Regions from separate parts of the Homo sapiens genome. Here region 2 is linked to region 1. A link is a loop called in an ENCODE intact Hi-C map of the cell type or tissue named here. Cell type or tissue: IMR-90. All regions are shown on one strand. Each heading gives the region's core, and the rest is flanking DNA. Links, peaks and the distances in the headings are about the cores only. Region 1 has its middle 23 kb from the start of HELB. Region 2 overlaps GRIP1 (glutamate receptor interacting protein 1).

Region 1 (9,757 bases), core at 960-8,959:
TGTTTTTGTTTTTGTTTGTTTATTTTGAGATAGAGTCTTACTCTGTCACCCATGCTGGAGTACAGTGGCACAGTATTGGCTCACTGCAGCCTCTGCATGCCGCCAAGCAATTCTCCTGCCTCAGCCTCCAGAGCAGCTGGGATTACAGGTGCCTGCCACCACACCCAGCTACTTTTTGTATTTTTAGTAGAGATAGGGTTTCACCATGTTGGCCAGGCCGGTCTCGAACTCCTGACCTCAAGTGATCAGCCTGCCTCGGCCTTCCAAAGTGTTGGGATTACAGGCGTGAGCCACTGCGCCTAGCCATCAATTTTTATTTTTATTTTATTTGTATTACCCCATACCCACTCCTCAGCCCTAGCCAACTACTAACCTACTACCTGTCTCTAGAGATTTGCCTATTCTGGATGTTTCAAATAAATGTTTAATACAATATGTGGTCTTTTGTGACTGTCTTCTTTCACATAATATGTTTTCAAAGTTCATCCATGTTGTAGCATGTATCAATACTTCATTCCTTTTTATTGCTGAATAATATTCCATTGTATGGATATAACACTTTATCTACTTATCAGTTGATGGGTATTTGGGGTGTTTGCAGGGACTTCAACATTGCATAGCTTGTTTGTGAAAGATTTTGGCTATTATGAATAATACTGCTATGAACATTCATGTACAGGTTTTTGTATGGATATGTTTTCAGTTATCTTGGGTATATAACTCAGAGTGGGATTGCTGAGTCATACGGTAACCCTAAATTTAACATTTTGAGAAATTGCTTAACTATTTTCAAAGCAGTTGCACCCTTTTGCAACCCCATCAGCAACGTATAAGGGTTCCAATTTCTCTACATCCTTGCCAATATTTGTTATTTTCTGTTTTTTTTTTTTAAGTATAGTCAACTTTTGGGTGTGAAATGGTATCTTGTAGTTTTGATTTACATTTCCCTGATGAATGACATTGAACATCTTTTTATATGACTGTTGTTCATTTGTATTTCATCTTTGGAAAAATGCCTATTCAAATCCTTTGCCATTTAAAAATTGAGTTGTTTATCTTTTTATTGTTTAGTTGTAACAGTTTTTTATATATTCTGAATACTAGTCTCTTATCTGATACATAATTTACAAAATATATTTATGAGTTGTCTTCATTTTCTTTCTTTTCTTTTTGTGCCATACCAATAACTGGTTTTAATTTTTTTAAAAAAGGAAATGCTATAATTTTTAAGAAGAGTTCCAAAAAATTTAACAGCATTTCCAGCAATGATTATTTCTGAAATAAAAAGATATGAAACATAATTTATACAAAACTAAAAACCAAAAGCATTCCTTCTTGCTTTTTCCTTTTTAAAAAAATCCAGACCATTTGTCACAAGAAAGTTTGGGAAGTTACAGCAGCTGCAGCCTCAGTCACCCTCAGAATTGCTGTCCTTCCTCCTGGGGACAGAGCACCTCACTGAGGACAGCAACATGTCTTCAATCAGTTTCTTAGGGTTTGCCTCCAGGTCTATCTTAGTTGCTCTAGATTCAGTTTCCACTCCAACTCATCTCTCGACAGGTTCATGCCGCCAAACACCAGAGGACTGATAAACTGAGCCTTGATATCTCCTTCCAGGTAAACAAATATCATGGGCAGATTCCTAACAGGTTAATTGGGTATGCAGGTTGTTGAAATGGCTTTGATAAATTTGACACCAGGAAACTTCCTGGCAAGTCCACCGAGGTGCTGATTTATCAGGGCACAGAGGGGAAATTCCTTGTTTTTAAAGGTGCAAGATTACCCGCAAACTCTCACCAGCTTTGGTAACTTCTTGAACATAATCCTTTCCTGAGATCTCCAAAACTTCTCCAGATTTATTCTTCAGTTTAGTTGCTTTCCACTCAGATAGTCTCTGCTGTCTGTACATTTCAATAGCATGTTCATCCTCCTCATTAAATTTGTCTTCATGATCCTCCAGCTCTTCCAAAGTCATATCTTCATACATTTTCACCACTGACTGCTGGAGGATGCGCTGTTCCTCTTCTTCCTTGTTTTCCAATTCTTTCAGACTTTCCTTGGGGGGCAAGATGCCCTTTTTGCGTAGGATGTCATTCCACTCAGTGTCTGTGTTGGGGCCCTACATCTTGTTTTCAATGAGTTGTCTTCATTTTCTTGATGTCTATTGAAGTACAAAAGTTCTAAATTTTGATTAAGTCTAATTTCTCCATTTTTCTTTTGTTATTTATATTTTTGATATATGAAAGCAACCAGTGCTTAATCTAAGAGTGACTCTGATTTTTTCTGAGTTTAATTTTTTCAGTTCTTACTTTTAGGTCTATGATCCATTTTGAGTTAATTTTTGTATATGTTTTGATATGTGTTCAACTTTGTTTTTTTGCACGTGAATATCCAATTATAGAAGTACTTTGTATATTCTGGTTATAAGGCCCATATTGGTTTTATGTGCAGCAAATATCTGCTCTGTGGCTTGCCTTTCACTCTTTTGATGGTGACTTTTAGATAATATAAACTGATAAAGTTGAGTGCATTAAAATTAAGAGTTTCACTGGGTACAGTAGCCTGTGATCCCAGCACTTTGGGAGGCTGAGGCAGGAGAATCACTTGAGTCCACAAGTTCTAGACCAGCCTGGGCAACATAGCAAGACCCCCATCTCTACCGAAAATAAAAGAAAAAAAATTAAGAGTTTCTGTTGATCAAAACCCCTTAGGAGTGGGCCTTCCTGATTGGCCTCCCATATAATATTCCAGGCTTATCTCCTATGTGTACCATCTGTTTTAGCCACAGTAAATTATTTTCCTCTCTCTAAATACATTCTGTCCATTTCCAACTCTGACTCTAACTAGAAACACTTCTGTTTTCACATTTTAAAGTCGTATTCATTGGCCGGGTGTGGTGGTGCACACCTGTAGTCCCAGCTACTCTGGAGGCTGAGGCAGGAGATTCGCTTGAACCCAGGAGGTACAGGATGCAGTGAGCGAAGATCGCACCACTGCACTCCAGCCTGAGCAACAGAGTGAGATGCCATCTCAAAAATACATAAATAAATAAATAAATAAATAAATAAATAAATAAATAAATAAAGTTTTATTCATTTTTAAGGAGAGCTTAAATAATACTCATCTGTGCTAGGTGTTGTTGCTACAAAGGTGGGCAAGACAGAGAATCCCTGTCTTCTCTACATTATAATAATGGGATTAGATAATCAAGAAAGCAATTTAAATGAAATGTTATGAGAACTTTGATAGGAAAACTATGTTATAGGAGCATTTATCTGTTATTACATATGAAGAGCTCAGAGTAGTACCTGGCTTGCAGTGGGCACTATAATTTTTATCATCATTCTTATCATTAGGATAAGTGTCTCTACAGAATGAAAAACTTTTCCTCTAGAGGGATTAGGGAAGGGTCCTTAGAGAAATTTGTACCTGTAAAAGACCTGAAGGCAAGAGAGAACCTGACATATGAGATAATCCACACCAGGTCAGTAGAGCTGGAGCTTAGCATGATGTGAAAGAGGGCAGTGGCCAGAGAGAAGAGAAACTCAGGAGTTATGCACAAGCCAGCTCAGAAAGGACTTTTTCATCATGTTTTCTGCTACGGGCCATGAGAAGCCATTGATGGGATAAATTTTTAGGATGACTCTTACGTGCATTGTGGAGAATGGGTCAGAAAAGCACGAGAAGGGAATCGGCAAGACCTTTTAGGAGGCTGTTCGGGAAGAAGCCATGGCAGCCTAAACTGGGATAGTCCAGGAGATGGAGGGAAGTGGGCAGAACAAGCATATTTTTCAGAGGTAGAATTTGTAGAACTATAAATTCTATGAAGGAATCAAAGGGCAGGTGGGGAAGAGAGAGGCAGGAGTTGAGGTTGCCTCTAAGATTCTAGCCTGAGCAATCAGGTGGAGGAGAGTACCATTCAAGGTGCTAATGAACTCTGTTGGAGGGACTGGTGCCACAGATAGGTCATGAGGTTTCTTCATGACTCCAGCAGTTGACATGGATCATGCCTTTCTCAGGTCTCATTTAGTATGTCATTTCTATTTCTGTCATAATACATAGTAGGGCCATGGACTATTAGAGCTGCATGGGATCTCAAAGATTAGCAACAACTTCATTTCATAGGATCTTCAAGAGTCACGAAATTCTCCAGCCTTCTGTGGTCCCCCTAAACAAAATATCTCAGGAACATATGGTGTGTAATTGCAGGAAATACAATCATGTCCCAGCTATTTCTGAGTGTTCCAAGGAGGATGTTTCCACAGCCAGTTGTCACCTATAAACCACCAGCACTCCTGTTAGTTGCTTAACCCTCTGTCCATCACCTCCTTGCCTCTCCATGACTTTGGGAGTACTTCCATAACTTTGGGAACTCTATCTGGGCTATTTCACTCTTCCCAAACCTACCTCTCCAAGATAAATTCTGCTGTATTTTTCCAATACTATTTTTTTTTTCTTCCTGACATCCATCCTTTATTTTGATGACAGGCTAGAAATCCCAAAAACTTAAGTGACTTCAACGTTGCATAGCTTGTTTGTGAAAGATTTTAGACCAGAATGTTTTTTCCTGGGACTTCTGACTTCCAGTCCAGTATATGTGCCGTACAAGTCTCTCTTGTCTTCTAGCCTGGGAGCTTCTTGAGGACATGGAATGTTCACTAGCTCATCACATAACCTGGAACATGGACTATGCCCAGTGAATGTTTGCTGGATGCGCATGCTTTATCCATATTCCTTCAACATTATTTTAAGCCCAAGCTGTTGGGTTTTTCCCTCCAGCACCAGTGACCAACCATGACCAGCAGAGGACAGCAGAGGTGGAAAAGCACTGGCTCTGGAGGGGCTAAATGAAGTGTTGGAACCAAGTCAAAGAAGGAAACATCAAAAACAGAGACATGAAATACAAAACATAGGGTGCTAGATTTAGCAAATAAAAATACAGGATGCTCTGGGCCACACTTATATTAAAAATTATTCATTGTTATTTGAAATTCAAATCATCTGAGTGTCTTATATTTTACCTGCAACTCTGACAAGTACTACTGCACCTGAACCTGATACTCAAGAAGTGGCAATGGTCCTTATCAGAAATATATTGGAAGGAAATTGATAGGGAAGGTGTGTGGCGAGCTTACAAAAATCAAACATGAGTGCTCATCACACAGGAAACTGGCTGACTAAAGTTCAGCCAATATCAAAGGCTGCCCTGGTGAAAAAGACTTTGCAGTGGACCCTGGAGTGATCAGGGTGACATATCCTTCCTCTCTTATTTCCTATATAAGATACGATCCTTCATGCAAACAATACAACAGATGAAAACAGAGGAAAGAGGCTGGGCAAAATCATAGATTGAGTAATAATTGTTTAATTCCACACTCTGACTGTTATAACTTCAGTTATAACTTGTATCAATCTTCCTTCCTTTTTTAAAAAATAAAGCAAAACAACAACAACAAAAAAAACAGGGTCTCACTCTGTCCCCCAGGCTGGAGTGCAGTGGTGCAACCAACTGGGTCTACAGGTGCATGCTACCGTTCCTGGCTTATTTTTAAAATTTTTTTTTTGTTGAGATAGGGTTTCCCTATGTTGCCCAGCATGGTCCTGTACTCTTAACTTCCAGTGATCCTCCCTTCTCAACCTCTCAAAGAGCTGGGAGTACAGATGTGAGCCACTGTGCCCAACCCAACTTCCTTTCCTTGATCTTGGGGTCTTTTAACTTATGTAACAATTCTATTCCATTCCAGAATCTACCATTTCCACATAATTTTCAATAACACTTTCTCTCCCTTCAGGCTCTTGTTAGAGACCTCCTGCAATTCCACTTCTTAAATGGACTTTAATTAATTGGAGGCCTCCATTCTTAATCCAATGGATAAACATGAACGTTGAATAATGTGAGACATAAATTTATTTCAATGCCCATTTACTGAGTACCTACTGCGTCGAAGAAAGGCTTCACCATTAAGTAACTCATAATCTAGTTAATAAATTTATTAGAAACCAAAGGGAAGATCCTATGTCTTAGAAGCACATTAATCCAGGTTGCCAGAAAACAACTGGTCCCTTCATAAATCATGGGAATTCCTATGAATTCCTTTGGAAGCCACCTCAGGGTGAGAAAAGTCATGAGTGTGTTGCAGTTGGTCTATGAAATTGGGAAAGTTATCACTAGGGCATTTTTTAAAATTCCTTCCTCTTTCAGAGCACGCTTGGCTGCTTCCTTTTTGGATGCAAGCTGAGCTGACAGAGTCTAACCTCAGTCACATGCTGTGTATAGAAGCCACAGAAACACAAACAGAAGCCAGACATGGTGGCTTTCACCTGTAATCCCAGCACTTGGGAGGCCAAGGTGGGTGGATCACTTGAGGTCAGGAGTTTGAGACCATTCTGGGCAACATGTTGAAAAAAATACAAAAAATAAAAAATTAGTTGGTCATGGTGGTGCACACTTGTAGTCTCAGCTAGTTGGGAGGCTGACATAGAGGATCACCTGAGCCTGGGAAGTCAAGGTTGCAGTGAGCTGTAATTATGCCACTGCACTCCAGCCTGGGCAACAGGATGAGACCTTGTCTCAAAAAAAAAAAAAAAAAAAAAAAAAAAAAATGAAGAAGAAGAATTAAAAAGAAAAGACAGAAAGAAAAAAGAAACACACACAGACACATTTGCAGCAGCATGGCTGCAGGAAGAATGAATGGTGATAACTGGCGAGGAGGGCAGGTTTCTAAGAATCCTAAAATGTTAACACTTGAAAGACCTTAGTTTATCAATCTCCTGGTCCAACCTCCTCATTTATGGATGTGGTGTCTGAGCCCAGAATTGAAAGGACTTGCATAAGGTCTCATGCTAAGCTTGTGATAGGACTGGGATGTGAATCCGATTCTTTTTAATATATGTCTCAGATTAGGTTCTGAAGGTCTAAATATGACCTTCTGTGACATTTGGCTAGTGTATTAGTCCATTTTCATACTGCTATGAAGAAATATCTGAGACTGGGTAGTTTATAAAGAAAAACAGGTTAAATGGACTCACAGTTCCAAATGGCTGGGGAGGCCTCACAATCATGGTGGAAGATGAAGAAGGAGCAAAGGCATGTCTTACATGGCAGCAGGCAAGAGAGCATGTGCAGGGGAACTGCCCTTTATAAAACCATCAGATCTCGTGAGACTTATTCACTGTCGTGAGAACAGCACGGGAAAAACCCACCCCCATTATTCAGTTACCTCCCATGGGGTTCCTCCCATGACACATGGGGATTATGGGAGCTACAATTCAAGATGAGATTTGGGTGGGGACACAGCCAAACTATATCAGCTAGTGACCATTTTCTCCTGGAAACTCTTTAGGTCCTTGACTTCTATGACCTTTTCCCCTCCAGGCTGTACCCTGCTCCTCCTGAATGTTCCTTCTGTCTTCTTTGCTAGTGTCTTCCCCTATTCTACCCTTAAAAAGGAATGTTCCTTAGAGTTCACACCCTTTCTCATTCTCCCTGCACAATCTCATCAATTATTATTGTTTTAGTTACTGTAAAAACTACATCTTTGACTCGAAAATCTTTGTCTTTAGTTCTGATCATTTCCCTAAGATCTATATATTCAACTGTTATCTAGATATCTCTTTCCATATGTTCCACAGACATCTTAAGCTGTCTACCTCCGAGCTATGATCTTGCCCATCTTTCCTCCAAACTAGTTGCCCTTCCTGTATTTTATGTCTTAGATAGTGACATTGTGATCCATTCAAATTACCTTGTCCCTATCCCCGTTATCCAGTTGGCCATCAAACCCTCTCAACTCTGTTGTTTAACATTCCTTGAACCCATCACCTCCTCAACATCCTAAAACCTTTGCTTTAGTTTAGGCCTGTAGTCATAGATTCACAGAAAACAAGTAAGACAGGACATGTGTCATTAACAGGGAACAGTTATGACTAGGACCAATTAGAGACAATAGACCTTATTTAAAGGGAGCACAGAGTACTTAGTTTAAACAGACTCTCTCCTGCGAGAACAAAGGCCCAGTATTCCCAGATATTTTAAATTTAAAAGAAACCTACATTTTTAACGTGAAATCTTTTTAAGTGGGGCAAGTAGTTCAATTTTTTAAATAACTTATATATTGAATAGGAAGTAAACATACACTGTCCCTACCTCCAACACACATACATAATGCCTGTGGGCTAGATTGTGTCCTTGGGCTGCCAGTTTGCAATTTCTGTGTAGCCTCTCATTTTCTCTTACATGGACTATTGCAAGTGTTTCCTAAGTAGTCTTCCTCACTCCACTCTGTGGCCAGAGTAATCATCCTACAGATGTAATGACATGATGATGTTGATCATTATAATCACGGTTTGAGAACTCACTATGTGTCAGTTACCATGACATATTTATCCCATTTAATCCTTCAAAGAGCCCCATGAGGTACTATCATGGTCACCCTTTTGCAGAGTAGGAAATTGGTTAAGCACCTCTGATATTCCAACTCCAGAGCTTACGCTCTTAATGACTGTTTTCTACTCTGTTCCTTTCCTGTGGCCTCCCATTTTCTAATCCAGCGGTTTTTATCTTCTGTAGAGCCTCCATCCCCTAATAAATACTGCAGACCTCAGAAAAATCCATACCTAATTCTTATAAATTTTATATGCAGTATCTGGGGGAAATCATAGACCCACATGAAGCTCTTCCATGGTCTCAAAGGTCCATGGATCCTGAGTTTAAAATCCACTGGTCTATAGTACAAAGTTAATACCCCTTAGTATGGCATTTGAGAGCCTCCATAATCCAGGTGCTGCCTGACTTTCCACCTTCCTCTCCCCAGCTCCTTGTAGCTGCTAAAATCATGCTCGCTTCTTCTTTCTCTGTATCTGCTATTCCCTCTATTTGGAAAGCTCTTTCCTCTACCTTGTCAGCTGACTCAGTTTCTACAGATTCAGCTAATAGAAAGCATTGTCTATCTGTAACCTAACCTAGTGCCTCTAACACTTCCTTGCACTTGTTGTTTACAAGGCTGCTTCCCCATTAGACTACGAGCTCCTTCTTGAGGGCAAGGACCATGCTTTGTCCATCTGCAACTCTACATCTAGCACAGTGCCTGAGACATAGCAGGTGATCAGCAAATACTCGAATGAATAAAAGTGGACTGATGAGGTCATAGGAAGCAAGCTAGATGCCAAGGTCAGAAGGGCTAAATGAGTATAGACATTGGGCATGATAATATGAGAAGTTTTAACCAGTGAGCTTTCTGCACTTTCCAATTCATTGACTTTCTTCACTCATTCAGTGCCCTGAGAACTACTTCCCTTCCACAGACCAGGCAGCTGATGTTAAATATCAAATTCTTGGCTTTTGTTTGAAAAAAATCAGTGCAGAAAGATATGAGAAAGCCTGCTGACCAAGCTCCCCCACCACTCTGCAGTGCCCCTTACACAATGTTCCAACACTAGAAAACAGTCTTTTTAGTGCCAGATAGGGGTGGAAGAAGAGAAGGAAAGGAAGCAGGTGAGTTAGTCATTGGCCGGACTTCCTAGAAGGAAGGCAGAGCTCACCTTCATGATCTTAACTCCAAGACAGGGTGGGAGGGTGGCCCTCAGAAAAGTCTGAGGATTTGAGAAGGGAGGACTTGTAGCCTGCTTTCTGTCTGGGATGCTGGAAGGCAACAGCCTCAGGAGAGTTCCCTGTAGCACTGTGGTGCAAGAGAACTCAGGCTGTGGATGGCTGGATGACGTGCTAATGGCAAGATGCCTTGAGGTGGCTCTATCACTT
Region 2 (9,757 bases), core at 740-8,739, 130 kb after region 1:
TTTGCCTCTTCACTAGGACAGAACCCAGGCTGATGCTAAAGGCTTCCTCTCTATTTTGAAATCAATCCCCAAAAGAAAGTGCAACTGAAGCAGGCTTGTAAGGAGAGAAATGCAAATGTTGGCACAGAAAATCAGTTGCTTAAGAAATAATGAGTGCAAACCTGTGCATATTTTTAAACATTGGTTATAAAATATATTTGGATATAATCATTATTATCAATTGTACTGATGGATGCAACTATAGATTTTTTTTTACTTGGAAAAGGAATCATAAACACATAGCCTGACATAACCGTGAACTCTAGATCTAGATGACCTGATTAACAAAATCCCAGAACATTGCCACAACTTCATTATTGGTTGCAATGAAATTATATACAGTAGACGTTCTCTTAACCAATCTCCACTTAACCAATTTACTGAATTAATTGTGGCTGTTCGTCTTCCACCATAAAATGTACAGACCAATGCCATGGCATGCTCCAGAGCAATAGGTTTCTTTATGTTGCCCCTCTGGGCTTCTGCTCCTGCTCCTGCTTGAGTTGTAAACTTCAAAATCTAGAGGCAATTATATTTATTCCTAAACCCGTTTATGCCAGCTGTACTTGTTATTTTAACTATGTAATTTAATTAATCTTATATAACCTATGAAATATGAATGTAGTTGTTCTATGAAAACAAAATCCAATGGTTTGGAAAGATTCAATAAGGGTTCGTTAGGCAAAAATCTATGGCCAGGCGCAGTGGCTCACACCTGTAATCCCAGCACTTTGGGAGGCCGAGGTGGGCAGATCACTTGAGGTCAGGAGTTTGAGACCAGCCTGGCCAACATGGCAAAACTCCATCTCTACTAAAAATACAACAATTAGCCAGGAAAGGTGACACACACCAGTAGTTCCAGCTACTCAGGAGGCTGAGGCACAAGAATTGCTTGAACCTGGGAGGTGGAGGTTGCAGTGAGCAGAGTTGGCGCCACTGCACTCCATGGCACACTCCAGCCTGGGTGTGCCACACAAAACAAGAAACAAACAAACAAAACATCTACTGTTAATTACCTAATGGAAAAACTCTACAACATTGGGGAAAACCAAAATCTAGGTGGAGGAAGAATTCAGATTGCTATAAATTCTTTAAAGTCTCACTGCATTAAAAACCAAACCAAACCAAAATAAAACTGGAAATCATAAAATATATATTGTGGATACGGTTTAGGCAAACAAACAAAAAGACTTGTAAGTATAATCAGCAGAACCATATTAATAGGAAAGGCCTTGACTTTACCCACGAGATTGGCAAAATTGTAAATTAAACGTTTACTTTATGGATCCATATCACATTCTGTAATTCCCCACATTAGCTGACTCTTTTGGTGAATGGACACTTTTCAATTGGCTCTATATTCTTATCATAATCAGATAAGATGTCTCTTATTTCAGGGCTACCCAAAGTGTGCTCCTTGCACCACAGCTGTGGCAGCATCTGGGTGTTTATTAGGAATCCAGAATCTCAGGTCCCACCTGGGGTGGTGCCAGGATCTGTGTTTTAACAAGCTCTTCAGATATGATTCTATGCCCTCCTAAGTTTGATTGGAGGGCCTAAAAAATGTGTATAGCCCTTTTGAAAAGCAACATGGGGCATGACTGACTCATCAGGAATCATAGACATTTCCTTTGTATTCTTACTCAGCCATCCTGCTTCTAGGAATATTTTCTTATTTCAAAAGAAAAAAAAAGCTGGATAAAGATATCTATGCATAAAGATGTCTATAAGAGTACTATTTACAATAATGAAACAATTGGAAGCAATATAGTGATTTAAGAAGAGAAGAAAGGTAAATCACAGGCAGTCAATAAAAATGATAGATATTAAGAGTTTATAAAACGATCAAATGTTTACAATGTAAAATTAGGTAAAAAAATGCAACATTCACTTGGTTATAGTTATGCCATATGAATACCAATAAAAACTAGAAAACTACCAGTTTCACTGTATTAGATGATGATTTAGATTTCATCTTTAAAAATTATTTTCATGCAATTATAATATGTTTTCTATAATGAAAATATCTTAATGATATCATTTACAAGCACCATTATTTAAAATTTGTACTACACTCTCAGCACAAAATTTAAAGACTCTTTTAGCTGTGAAACACTGCTGCCACATCACTAGCCAGCTGTTGTATGTAAAACATCAAGATCTAATATCTTTGGTGACAGATGGGCAGTTCGAAAAATCAGTTTTAACTAAGGATGCTCTCAATACCTGAATTATCTTCATCTTTGCGGATTTTGAGCTTCACCAGGTCTTCACATTGCTGGAGGATCTGAACTGCATCTTCCATGGAACAGTTGTCCAGCCGGATATTATCTATTGCGAGCAATTTATCCCCAAGTTCCAGGGTCCCAGTTCTGTTAGTGAATGCAAAGTAACACATGACTAATGATGAGCACTTAACTAGGCCATTTAAAGAGGCATTAAGCATAATGCAGCATTATGGTAGTCTTTAGAGGAAAAGAGGTTCAACTGTTTTTAAATTGTACTTCATTGACAACTCCCTCCCTTCTTCTAGTCTTATTTGGGTTGCCTGCCATGATATTAAATTGCAGAGTATTAAAAACATTTTTTCTTATACTTTTTTCAATTAAACAAGAACATATGTGTCACTCAGGAAGCATACAATTCCTAGGAAGGGAGGTAATGGGCGAGGGTCTGCATAGACCCAGGTATCCTTGTCTTTCTCCATATTGTTGTATTACTTTTGATCCTTGGTAGTCCAGATACTAGGAGAGCATTAAGAGAATGACAGAAGGCAAGGTGTAATAGAGTTAGTGGAAGCCTAAGGCTTGCACCTCTGCTACTTCCACTTGCATCTGGAAACTCACTATGGCCAGAGTAGCATGAAAATTTATAGATGAATCCATAGCTTCTTATTTGGAAAGTGGCCACTGAGACTCTAAAACTGGCTGTGGACCAGGGTAGGTCTGTTGAAAAAAATTTTAAGGTCCATAATGAAACAACAAAAAAAATAATGTGAATGTAGTATGTATATGTTTCTATGTGTGTATATGTATATATACACAGATTTGTAAGAACAGCCTTTTATGCATTATATCTGTGCCAGAGACTGCTAATTGTCTCCCAGCATCCATTCTCCCTTCCCTTCTTTTAAGTTACCCTCTAAAAATGCATGCCCCAGACTCTCTGGGGACCCTCCCCACCTCCTGCCTGTAGCTAGAAAATGGTAACAGGAGGGAGGCGGAGCAAGGTGGCTGAATAAAAGCCTCCACTGATCATCCTCCTTGCAGGAACACCAAATTTAACAACTATCCATACAGAAAAGCACCTTTATAAGAACCAAAAATCAGATGAGCAATCACAGTACCTGGTTTTAACTTCATATCATTGAAAGAGGCACTGAAGAGGGTAGGAAAGAAAGTCTTGAACTGATGATGCCGGCCCCTCCCCCATTCCTTCTGCAGCAGCCACATGGCATGGAGAGAAAAACTGTGCACTTGTGGGAGGGAGAACACAGTGAGGGAGAGACTGCATTGAAACTCAGTGCTACCCTGTCACAGCGGAAAGCAACACTGGGCAGAAGTCAGCTGATATCCACGGAGGGAACATTTAGATCAGCCCTAGGCAGAGGGGAATCACCCATTCCGGTGGTCAGAACTTGAGTTCCAACACGCCTCACTGCTGCACGCTAAAGTGTTCTTGGGTACTAAATAAACTCAAGACAGTTTAAAGCCACAAAGACAGCAATTCCTGGACAAGCCCTGATGCTGTGCTGAGCTCAGAGCCAGTAGACTTGGGGGGCATGTGACCTAGTGAGAAACCAGCTGGGGTGGCTAAGTGAGTGCTTGCAACACCCCTCCCCTAGCCCTACACAGCACAGCTCACAACTCCCAGAGAGAGTCCTTCACTCTAACTGAGTAGAGAAGAGGGGAGAGTAAAGAAGACTTTGTCTTGCAACTTGGATATCAGCTCAGCCATAGTACGACAGGGCACCGGGCAGAGTCCTAAGGCCCCTTTTCTAGGTCTTTGCCCCGGGATAACATTTCTAGACACACCCAGGGCTGCAAGGGAACCTGCTGCCTTGAAGGGAAGGACCCAGTCCTGGCAGCATTTTTCACCTGCTGACTAAATATCCCTCGGGCCCTGAATAATCAGCAGCATGGCTGGGCGCGGTGGCTCATGCCTGTAATCCCAGCACTTTGGGAGGCCGAGGTGGGTGGATCACTTGAGACCAGGAGTTCAAGACCATCCTGGCCAGCATGGTGAAACTCGGTCTGTACTAAAAATACAAAAGTTAGCCAGGCGTGGTGGTGCACGCCTGTAATCCCAGCTATTCGGGAGGCTGAGGCAGGAGAATCACTTGAACCTGGGAGGTGCAGGTTGCAGTGAGCCGATTGCACCACTGCACTCCAGCCTGGGCAACAGAATGAGACTCTGTCTCAAAAAATAAATAAAATTAAATATAATAAAAAAATAAAATCAGCAGCAGTAGTCAGGTAGTACTTGCTGTGGGCCTTAGGTGAGACTCTGAGTTGTGCTGGCTTCAGGTGTGACCCAGCACATTCCCAGCTGTGGTGGCTATGGGGAGAGGCTGTTTCTGCTTGAGAAAAGCAGAGGAATAGTAAAAAGGACTTTATCTTGAAGCTTAGGTACCAGCTCTGCAACAGTAGGGTAGAGTACCAAGTGGGCTCTTGGGTTCCCTGATTCTAGGCCTTAGCTCTTGGACGTTTGTGGACCTGCTCTGGGACAGAGGGGAGCCCATCGCCTTGAAAGAAGAGTCCCGGCCCTGGCAGCATTCGCCACAAGCTGACTGAAGAGCCTTTGGGTCTTGAGTGAACATCAGCAATAGCCAGGCAGTACTTGCCATGGGCCTGGAGCAGTGGTGGCCAGGGGGAGAGACTTCTCTCCTTGAGGAAAGGATGGGAAGGACTTTGTCTTGTGTCTTGGGTGCCAGCTCAGCTATAGTAGAATAGAGCACCAGGTAGATTCCTAAGGTTTTTGACTCTAGGACCAGGCTCCTAGATGGCATCTTTAGACCTGCAAGGGGCCAGGGGGAGCTCACTGCCCTGAAAAGAAGGATACTACCCTGGCTGGCTTTGCCACCTGCTGATTGTAGAGCCTTTGGTCCTTGAGTGAACATGGCCTAGTGGTAGCCAGTAAGGGTTTACTGGCAGCCATAGTTGAGACCTAGTACCACGTTGGCTTCAGGTCTGAACCAGCATAGTCTCAGTGGTGGTGACCAAGGGGTGCTTGTGTCACCCCACCACCCCTCAGCTTCAGGCAGCTCAGCACTGAGAGAGAGACTATATCTGTTTGGAAGAAAAGGAAGAGAACAAGAGTCTCTGCCTAGTAATCCAGATGATTCTTCTGGATCTTACCCAAGACCACCAAGGCAGTATTTTTGAGTCTGCAAGAGCCATAGTGTTACTGGACTTGGGGTGCCCCCTAATGGAGATACAGGTGAAGTGACCAAAAACTTAGATCACAACACCCAAGCCCCTTCGAATACTTAGAAAGCCTTCCCAAGAAGGACAGGTACAAACAAGCCCAGACTGCAAAGACTATAATAAATACTTAACAATTCAATTCTCAGACACCAATGAACATCCATGAGCATCAAGACCATCTGAGAAAACACGACCTCACCAAGTGAACTAAATAAGGCACGAAAGACCAATCACAGAGAAATAGAGATGTATGGCCTTTCATACAGAGAATTCTAAATTACTGTTTTGAGTAAACAATAAAGTTTTGAGTGTGTGATAATACAGATCATAAATTCAGAATCCTATCAGATAAATTCAACAAAGAGATTAAAATAATTTTAAAAAATCCAGCAGAAATTCTGGAGTTGAAAAATGCAATTGACACACTAAAAAAATGCATCAGAGTCTCTTAACAACAGAATTGATGAAGCAGAAGAGATAATTAGTGGCCGGGCGCGGTGGCTCACGCCTGTAATCCCAGCACTTTGGGAGGCCGAGGCGGGCGGATCACGAGGTCAGGAGATCGAGACCATCCCGGCTAAAACGGTGAAACCCCGTCTCTACTAAAAATACAAAAAATTAGCCGGGCGTAGTGGCGGGCGCCTGTAGTCCCAGCTACTTGGGAGGCTGAGGCAGGAGAATGGCGTGAACCCGGGAGGCGGAGCTTGCAGTGAGCCGAGATCCCGCCACTGCACTCCCGCCTGGGCGACAGAGCGAGACTCCGTCTCAAAAAAAAAAAAAAAAAAAAAAGAAGAGATAATTAGTAAGCTTGGAGACAGGACATTTGAAAATACACAGCCAGAGAAGATGAAAGAAAAAAAAAAGCTGGGCCAGGCATGGTGGCTCACGCCTATAATCCCAGCACTTTGGGAGGCCGAGGTGGGCAGATCACCTGAGGTCAGGAGTTCGAGACAAGCCTGGCCAACATGGTGAAAGCCCGTCTCTACTAAAAATACAAAAAAAAAAAAAAAAATAGCTGGGCATGGTGGTGTGCAGCTGTAATCCCAGCCACTTGGGAGGCTGAGGCAGGAGAATCGCTTGAACCCAGGAGGCAGAGGTTACAGTGGGCCGAGATTGCACCACATCACTCAGCCTGGGCATCAGAGTGAGACTCTGTCTCAAAACAAACAAACAAACAAACAAACAAACAGACAAACAATGAAGCACACCTACAAGATCTAAAAAATAGCCTCAAAAGGCCAAATCTAAGAGTTATCGGCCTTAAAGACGAGGTAGAGAGAGGGATGGGGTAGAAATTTTATTCAAAGGGATAATAACAGAGAACTTCCCAAACATAGAGAAAGATATCAATATTCAAGTACAAGAACCTTATAGACCACCTGCAGGAATTTCAGCAACTACAAATGCAAAATAACTGAAATCATAACAGTCTCTCAAGACCACAGCACAATCAAATTAAACCCAAGATTAAGAAATTCACTCTAAGCCAGGGTTTTATGAATAGAACTCTGATCTTCTTGGGATGGAGCCCCTTGCAGGAGGGGAAGCCATGGTCTCTCTTGTTCAGTTGACTTAGCCTTTCCTGCCTGCTGGCTCTGGAGGGTCTGGGTGGTCTGGATGAGGGTGGTTCCCCAAATCACAGTGCACCTGCTCTGTCAAGCGGCAGCCAGACTGCTTTTTTAAGCGGGTCCCTGATACCGTTCCTCCTGACTGGGTGTGACCTCCCAACAGGGGTCTCCAGGTCTCCAGATCGGCATCAGGTCAGTGCCCCTCTGGGACAGAGCTCCCAGAGGAAGGAGAAGGCTCCCATCTTTGCTGTTTTGTAGCCTTTGCTGTCACAGGAGGGATCCAGGCTTGGGGTCTGGAGTAGACCCCCAGCAAACCACAACGGCACTACAGAAGGGGGCCTGACTGTTAAAAGAAAAACAAATAAGCAGAAAGCAACAACGGTAACATCATTAACGAAAAGACCCCACAAAAACTCCATTCACAGATCAGCAACCTCAAAGATTGAGGGTAGATAAGTTCACAAAGATGAGAAAGAATCAACTTAAAACTGCTGAAAACTCAAAAAGCCAGAGTGCTTCTTCTCTTCCAAATAACTGCGACACTTCTTCAGCAAGGGCACAGAACTGGGCTGAAGCTGAGATGACTGAATTGGCAGAAGTAGGCTTCAAAAGGTGGGTAATAATGAACTTCACTGAACTAAAGGAGCATGTTCTAACCCAATTCAAATAAGCTAAGAATCATAATAAAACATTACAGGAGCTGATGACCAGAATAGCCAGTTTAGTGACAAACATAAATGACCTTATGGAGCTGAAAAACACAACATGATAACTTCACAACGCAATCACAAGTGTCCATAGCCAAATAGACTAAGTGGAACAAAGAATCTCAGAGTTGAAGACTATCTTTCTAAAATAAGACAGGCAGACAAGAATAGAGAAAAGAGAATAAAAAGGAATAAACAAAACCTCCAAAAATATGGGATTATGTAAAAAGACCAAATCTATGACTGATTGGGGTACCTGAAGGAGAAGGGGAGAACAGAACTAAGTTGGAAAATGTACTTCAGGATATAATCCAGGAGAACTTCCCTAGCCTAGCAAGACAGGCCAACATTCAAATTTAGGAAATCCAGAGAACCTCAATAAGATACTACAGGAGAAGATCAACCCCAAGACACATAATCGTTGGATTCTCCAAGGTCGAAATGAAAGAAAAAAATGTTAAGCATAGCCAGAAAGAAAAGCCAGGACGCCTACAAAGGGAAGTCCATCAGACCAACAGCAGACCTCTCAGCAGAAACTCTACAAGCCAGAAGAGTTTGGGGGCCAATATTCAACATTCTTAAAGAAAATAATTTCCAACCCAGAATTTCATATCTGGCCAAACTAAACTTCATAAGCAAAGGAGAAATAAGATCCTTTTCGGACATATAAATGCTGAGGGAATTCATCACTATCAGGCCTACCTTGCAAGAGCTCTTAAAAGAAGAGCTAAATATGGAAAGGAAAAACCATTACCAGCTGCTACAAAAACACACTGAAATGCACAGACCAGTGACACTATGAAGCAACCACATAAACAAGTTTGCAAAATAACCAACTAGCATCATGATGACATGATCAAATTAACACATATCAACACTAAACTTAAATGTAAACAGGATAAATGCCCCAGTTAAAAGACACAGAATGGCAAACTGGATAAAGAGAGAGCCAAGACCTATTGGTATGCTGTCTTCAAGAGACCTATCTCACATGCAGTGACACACATAGGCTCAAAATAAAGTGATGGAGTAAAATTTACCAAGCAATGAAAAACTGACAAAAGCAGAGCCTGCACTCCTAATTTCTGACAAAAGATACTTTAAACCAACAAAGATAGAAAAAAAATGTTAAATTCAACAAGAAGAGCTAAGTATCCTAAATATATATGCCCCTAATACAGGAGCACCCAGATTCATAAAGCAAGTTCTTAGAGACCTATGAAGAAACTTATACTCCCACACAGTGACAGTGGGATATTGTAACACCCCGCTGACAATATTAGACAGATCATCGAGACAGAAAATAAACAAAGATATTCAGGACTCGAACTCAGCTCTGGATCAAGTGGACCTGACAGATATCTACAGAACTCTCCACCCCAAAACGACAGAATATACATTCTTCTCATTGCCACATGACACTTACTCTAAAATTGATCACATAATTGGAAGTAAAACATTCCTCAGCAAATGCAAAATAACTGAAATCATAACAGTCTCTCAGACCACAGCACAATCAAATTAAACTCAAGATTAAGAAATTCACTCTAAACCACACTACTACTTGGAAATTGAACAGCCTGCCCCTGAGTGAACCTTGGGTGAATAATAAAATTAAGGCAGAAATCAAGAAGTTCTTTGAAACTAATGAGAACAAAGAGACCAACAACCAGTTCTGAAATTGAGACAGTAATAAATAGGCTACCAACCAAAAAAATCCCAGGACCACATGGATTTACAGCTGAATTCTAACAGAGGTACAAAGATGAGCTGGTACTATTTCTTCTGAAACTATTCCAAACAATTGAAAAGGTGGGACTTCTCCCTAACTCATTTTATGAGGCTAGTATCATCCTGATACCAAAACCTGGGAGAGATATACAACAGCAAGTAAAAACTTCAGGCTCATATTCTTGATAAACATGGATGCAAAAATCCTCAATAAAATACTGGCAAACTGAATCCAGCAGCACTTTAAAAAGTTTATCCACCACGATCAAGTTGGCTTCATCCCTGG

Evidence for each region. A loop is a pair of places that touch in the nucleus more often than their neighbours do. Peaks named below come from ENCODE experiments on the same cell type or tissue, not always from the same donor. Only the 100,000 strongest peaks of a DNase experiment are listed, where the experiment ranks them.
Region 2: it touches region 1 in a loop (8-fold over the local background); 71 of 110 quality-filtered maps call a loop at or near these places.

Annotation. Positions count from the first base shown.
Region 1 is chr12:66,274,525-66,284,281 of GRCh38, forward strand. It overlaps the pseudogene PDCL3P7. Among named protein-coding and RNA genes, the nearest start is that of HELB, 23 kb to the right of the region's middle. In IMR-90, for the core only: a CTCF peak has its summit at 4,815 (motif pointing right); no DNase peak of the experiment used is centred there; H3K27me3 peaks cover 1,305 bases.
Region 2 is chr12:66,404,018-66,413,774 of GRCh38, forward strand. GRIP1 (glutamate receptor interacting protein 1) reads right to left here. Exons shown (of 25, transcript NM_001366722.1): 16 at 2,266-2,411. Among named protein-coding and RNA genes, the nearest start is that of HELB, 110 kb to the left of the region's middle. RefSeq lists an enhancer at 3,808-4,308. In IMR-90, for the core only: a CTCF peak has its summit at 5,459 (motif pointing left); DNase peaks (open chromatin) are centred at 1,644 and 5,424; H3K27ac peaks cover 185 bases.